2 separate regions of the Homo sapiens genome follow, and region 2 is linked to region 1. Evidence: chromatin loops called from intact Hi-C (ENCODE). Cell type or tissue: ascending aorta. All regions are shown on one strand. Links, peaks and the distances in the headings refer to the core of each region. The heading gives the core; the rest is flanking DNA.

Region 1 (2,892 bases), core at 141-2,640:
TCACACTCATAGATACACACATCACGCTCAGCCCTTCACAAACACACACACACCTGGCCCCCCACACATACACCCACACACACATCACACTCACATTACACTCACACACACATCACACTCAGCTTCCCTCCCCCCCACACACACCCCACCACCAGCCAAGAAAAGAGGAGCCGGGCAAGCCTGAGAAACAGCAGGGGCTGAAGGGGCCACTCCCTCTGCTTTCGACAGCGCCCTATTCAAGCCCCACTGCCCTCACCCCACCTGCCTCTGAGCCACGGCTGTACCTGCACACAGGCTTCCTTCCACCCCTCCCCACTACATTTTATTCCCCCTTCTTTCCCCACCCTACCCCACCCTCATGGAACAGGCCAGAACCAAAACCTCACAAGGATGGTTGAGTGACTTCAGACTCCTTCAGTAGGGCTGGAGGGTGGGGAGAGGTTGTTCGCATGAGGGTGGGGGACCTCATACCCCACACAGGCTGAGGGCTAAGACAGAAAACCCTCCTCACCCTCCACTCTGAGGAGTGCCAGGTCCTGCCTTGTGTGGCCAGGCAAGAGTTAATGCTTTTAAGTCAGTGTGAGGGCAGCTCACGCCAAGGCTCCCCTCCCTGTCTAGCCTTTCCTAGGCGCCAGGGCCAAAGCAGGAGGCCCCATGAGTCCCAGGCAACCCCCCAACCCCCACCCCCAGAGCCCGCCAGGGGGTCCGTGGGGCCCACTCAGTTGTCATCGTGAAAGGGCATCAGCCCAGTCTGACACATTTGCACAACCACTCTTCCTGCCACATCCCCTCTTAGCGCTGGTCAAACCGTGACTCCTCTTGGTCTTCCGTGGAAACAAACACTGATGACATTTCTGTTTCACTATCTGGAAATATTAGATTTATTTTAAATCCTTTTCATCCTGATGACGAAAGTGATACACATTGTTGTATTACTCTTAGAGACTACAGAAATAAGAAAACGAATATGAGCCACGATCTTTAAAAAAAAGAAAGAAGTCATGGCTGGGAGTGGTGGCTCATGCCTGTAATCCCAGCACTTCGGGAGGCCAAAGCAGGCGGATCACCTGAGGTCGGGAGTTCGAGACCAGCCTAACCAACATGGAGAAATCCCGTCTCTACTAAAAATACAAAAAATTAGCCAGGCATGGTCGCGCATGCCTGTAATCCCAGCTACTCAGGAGGCTGAGGCAGGAGAATTGCTTGAACCTGGGAGGCGGATGTTGCGGTGAGCTGAGATGGCACCATTGCATACTCCAGCCTGGCCAACAAGAGTGAAACTCCATCTCAAAAAAAAAAAAAAAAAAAAGTCAACAAAGGATATTGACCACCCCCAGCTACAGAAGCTGGAGTTGGAGCTGCTCTGCCTGCTGCACTTTCTCTAACTCAGCACCTGCCCCGCATGGTGGACTTATATGAAAACCTTCAAATGGCTAGTCCTGGACCCCCACAGCACCTGCCTGCCTCTGCACCAACTCAGCACAGGACCTGAGTCTGCATCAGGGAAACACCAGCCATACCTGGGAGCAGGCCCTGCCTCCAGGTTCCTCACCCCCTTTGTTGGGGGATGGGAGGGGCGGGACCAAGGCCCTCTGGGAACTAGTTCTCACCCCATCTTGTTCCACAGGCTGCACATTCCATTCTGAGTCAAGCAGGGGGCGGGGACTGGGGGAGGTAAGGCAGAGGGGAGGAGAACAGTCGGGCCTCCTCTGGGGCGGATCCCCCAGGGAGCTCCAGGCTTGGCAGGCAGGGATTACGATCAAAACCACCAGAGCGGGAGGGGAGCCAGGAGGGCTCCTGCCCAGTCTGTGGCCCCTTCCCCTCTCTCCTCTCAAGCCAAAACACTGACACCCTAGCTTGGACATGTCCCCAGAAGACACAGGGGGACAATGTTGGGGGTAACACCAATACCCCTCCCCCTAACCCTGCCCCAATCCCTTGGGCAGTTTATAGGGCTTCATGCCAAGGCTATTTAAATGCTAAGGCCACCGCTGGGGGGAGAGTGGAGGGAACTGAATTCCAAATTTGATGACTTCCCAGTGTCAGACTTCCTGTGACCAAAAGGGCCTGGGTATCCAAAGCTATTTGGGAAGAAAGGTGGCAGCTGGAGATACTGTCCCCACTTCTTCCTTCTTTTCCTCTACTATGCCACACAAATTCCGCTCCCCCAAAAAACACCCCTGGCTGAAGCCCTCAACATGTGGGTACAGATCTCGGGACGTCTCCTAGCTGTGCACACCCTGTGCACACCCAGGACTCTGAGATACCAGGCCACACACACAGCACATCCTGCAGCTTTGGTTTGCCCATGGATGACCTTAGGAGGAGGCAGGGGAAACCTCAGCCACTTCCTCCTCACCTCACAGCCTCTAGGAGGTCTGACCACTGCTGCTGTTCCATCTGAGACCATGGAGGTCCTCCCTGACAGCACCACAATGTGCTCTTGCCAGGAGTGAGCAGGGAGGCAGGCCTCAGGGCATTCCTAAAGCAGGAAGGACCCCCTGCCACCCACTAAGGCGGGAGAGCCACCTGGAGTAGCAGGTGGTAGCTACAAGGTTCTATGCTGTGAGGCCAGGCTCGGTGGTTCTCACCTGTAATCCCAGCACTTTGGGAGGCTGAGGTGGGCGGATCACCTGAGGTCGGGGGTTCGAGACCAGCCATGGCCAACATGGTGAAACCCCAACTCTCCTAAAAATACAAAAATTAGCCGGGCGTGGTGGCGCATGCCTGTAATCCCAGCTACTCAGGAGGCTGAGGCAGGAGAATTGTTTGAATCCAGAAGGCGGAGGTTGCAGTGAGCCAAGATTGCACCACTGCACTCAGGCCTGGGCGACAGAGCAAGACTCTGTCTCAAAAAAAAAAAAAAAAAAAATGTTCTATGCTGTGGACCAC
Region 2 (2,865 bases), core at 366-2,865, 71 kb before region 1:
CCTGAGGTCAGGAGTTCAAGACCAGCCTGACCAACATGGAGGAACCCCCGTCTCTACTAAAAATACAAAATTAGCTGGGCGTGGTGGCACATGCCTGTAATCCCAGCTACTCAGGAGGCTGAAGCAGGAGAATCGCTTGAACCCAGGAGGCCGAGGTTGTGGTGAGCAGAGATCACACCATTGCACTCCAGCAGCCTGGGCAACATGAGCGAAATTCTGTCTCAAATAAAAAAATTTTTTTAATAAAATCAACGTGGCTAGTGGTCACTGCATTGGACAGTAGATATAGAACATTTCAATCACTGCAGAAGTTCTGCTAGGCAGAGCTGGATTCTGGACCGCAGTAAGCATAGGAGCCTTGCGGTTGAGAGGTTCCGGGATAGGCCAAAGGGGTAACTGGGAAAATAGGAAAGGGCCCCTTCTCTGAAGGCGCTTTTCTGGGTGGGGCAGTGAGAGATAGTGACTAGTGAGATCCCTGAGGCCTCACTACAACAAATAGGGCTGGCAGCCAACAGAGCCCTGCTCAGAAGGTGGCAGAGAATGACCAAAGGAGAATCTGGCTAGTAGAGGGACTTGCCCCCTGAGCCGGCCTGGCCTCTCTCCATGTCTCCTCCCCACAGCAACCTGCCCCGGGACACCTTGTCACCCCTTCCCCTTCCTTCCCACCCCCAGCCATCACCATGCCTTGCTTTGGCCCTTAGCTGCGCCAGGCATTTGGCTGTCCTCCCCAGGACGCGCGAGGGTCTGTCCACTTCACACCCCGAATGCCAAGCAAAGCACTGGGCTCGGGTACACCGCTGGCCTGCTACCTGGCTCCATTCACACGCTCAGGATGGGAGGGAGGCTTTAACTCAGTCTGGCCCCAAGTCCTGCCCAGGATGTGCCCAAACACTCCAACGCCCTGGCTGTTCAGTGGCCTGCCAGGGGACAGCGCAGTCTGCTGGACTGGCACACTCTCACCCCAACGCTATCACCCAATGTCCCCTCTTCATGCAGTGTGTTTCTGTCGGGGATGGGAGGTTGCCTGGGTGTGGGGGGGGGCTCTCTGCAGGGAAGGACCTTTGAGATGCAGCAGGGGCCGCCCCTGCAGAGCCATTTCCCGGGGTCCGGGGACTGGGGGCACGGAGCAGGGGCACAGAGGGGCGAGCCCAAGCTGACGTCGTGGGAGCAGCGGATCTCTCTATTCCAGGATGAGGTGGGGGCGCAGGACGAGCCCTCCCCCGCCTCCACCCCAGGCTACCGGGAGAGAGCTGGAGTCTCGCGGCCTCGGAGGCCGGGAAGCCAGCCCCGGCGGGGACCCGGGCGGGGCGGAGCCAGCGGAGGCCCCACCCCCGGCGTCACCGGCCCCCAGGGGGGCGTCGCCCCCACCCCGCGCTCCAGGTAGCGGCGGCCTCAGCTGCCGGCGGTGGCTGGCTGAGCTCCCCAGCGGCCCGCGGGCCGGGGCGGGGGCGGGCCGGGGGCGTTCCCGCGGGCCACCGCCCGTGATGTCACAATCGCGGCGGGCCGCGGCGCTCCGGGGTCGGCGGTGGGCGGCGGGCCGCGAGCCGGCGATCGAAGCGGGCAGCTCGCGCCTGAGTCATGGACTTCCCCTGGCCCCTCCTCTACCACTCCCACTCCCTCGCCGGACCCCCCCGCCGGGGCTAGCGTCTGCCGCGGCTCCGAGGGGGTGGGGCTGCTGGGAATGGCTGTGCCCCCTTCGGCCCCTCAGCCGCGCGCGTCCTTTCACCTGAGGAGGCACACGCCTTGCCCGCAGTGCTCATGGGGCATGGAGGAGAAGGCGGCGGCCAGCGCCAGCTGCCGGGAGCCGCCGGGCCCCCCGAGGGCCGCCGCCGTCGCGTACTTCGGCATTTCCGTGGACCCGGACGACATCCTTCCCGGGGCCCTGCGCCTCATCCAGGAGCTGCGGCCGCATTGGAAACCCGAGCAAGTTCGGACCAAGGTAGCGGAGTGGGCGCGGGGCCGAGGATGGGGTCCTGCCAGGGCTGCCAGGGGGATGCGGGGACCCAGTCCTCGCATCCTTCCGGGTGTCAGTCCCAGGGGTGCGCGGCTGCTGCGCAAGAAAGGTTTGGAACGTGGTTTGTGTACGGATTGATTTCGTCGCTACCAAAACTAGGCTCACACCTCCCTTGGCCCTGCACACGCCCCCCTCCTCCCGGGGCTCTTAGGCACGCCTGGTGGCCACCTGCCCACTGTCGGCATGCTGCGTGTGCGGGCCGCACCCCCTGTCGCTGCGTGCTGGTGCCCCTCGCTGACCAGAAGCGCGTACCCAGCCAGCTCTGAAACCTGAGGAGGCGGGAACTTTTAAGAGACCCCCCGCCCCCCCGACCCAGCCATACATGCATACATTGCTGCCCCTTCTCCACCCCATGGTGGGAGCAAATCCTCCAGGCTCTGAGCTGCCCCTGTGGGTCCCAGGAGCCACCCTGTGGAATTCCAGCTAGCACTCAGCTCCTCACCATCGCTGCAGGCTCGGGCTCAGCACCCCCACACAGGCCATCTTCCCCAGCCCCAGCTGGACACAGGTCCCAGGACACACCTGTGGGCAGAGCCACTCACTGAGCCTTAGGCTAACTCCCCAGCTGACTACCTCCAGCCCCGCTGTGGGCTGCCTGTGGAGGAAGGTGCCGAGTGGGGCGCTTGTAGCTTGTGCTGGAATGGTAGCGGCTCCATGCAGACAGGCATTCTGGGGTGGGGTGGGGGCAAAGTTGTGGGGAGGTTCTTAACCAAGTGTGGAGGCTGACAGAACCCGCCCTGGGGATGGAGTAGCGTTTTCAAAATAAAAGGCCCAGTTTGGTATAAGACTGTCAAGGCATCAAGCAGGCCTGAGGTTAATTCCAGCACTGATCTAACGTGCTATCTGCCAGT

Evidence for each region. Peaks named below come from ENCODE experiments on the same cell type or tissue, not always from the same donor. Only the 100,000 strongest peaks of a DNase experiment are listed, where the experiment ranks them.
Region 2: a loop joins it to region 1, with 4 times the contacts of the local background. A loop is called at or near these places in 2 of 110 quality-filtered maps.

Annotation. Positions count from the first base shown.
Region 1 is chr1:204,079,324-204,082,215 of GRCh38, reverse strand. The region is part of intron 1 of SOX13 (SRY-box transcription factor 13); the gene reads right to left. Among named protein-coding and RNA genes, the nearest start is that of SOX13, 7.7 kb to the right of the region's middle. RefSeq lists enhancers at 1-71, 1,481-1,775, 2,859-2,892. In ascending aorta, for the core only: no CTCF peak of the experiment used is centred there; a DNase peak (open chromatin) is centred at 1,645; H3K4me3 peaks cover 1,316 bases; H3K27ac peaks cover 2,500 bases.
Region 2 is chr1:204,150,669-204,153,533 of GRCh38, reverse strand. ETNK2 (ethanolamine kinase 2) reads left to right here and starts at 1,490. Exons shown (of 8, transcript NM_018208.4): 1 at 1,490-1,939. The coding sequence starts at 1,682. RefSeq lists an enhancer at 1,712-2,411. In ascending aorta, for the core only: no CTCF peak of the experiment used is centred there; DNase peaks (open chromatin) are centred at 1,263, 1,633, 2,174, 2,678 and 1 weaker place; H3K4me3 peaks cover 2,211 bases; H3K27ac peaks cover 2,088 bases.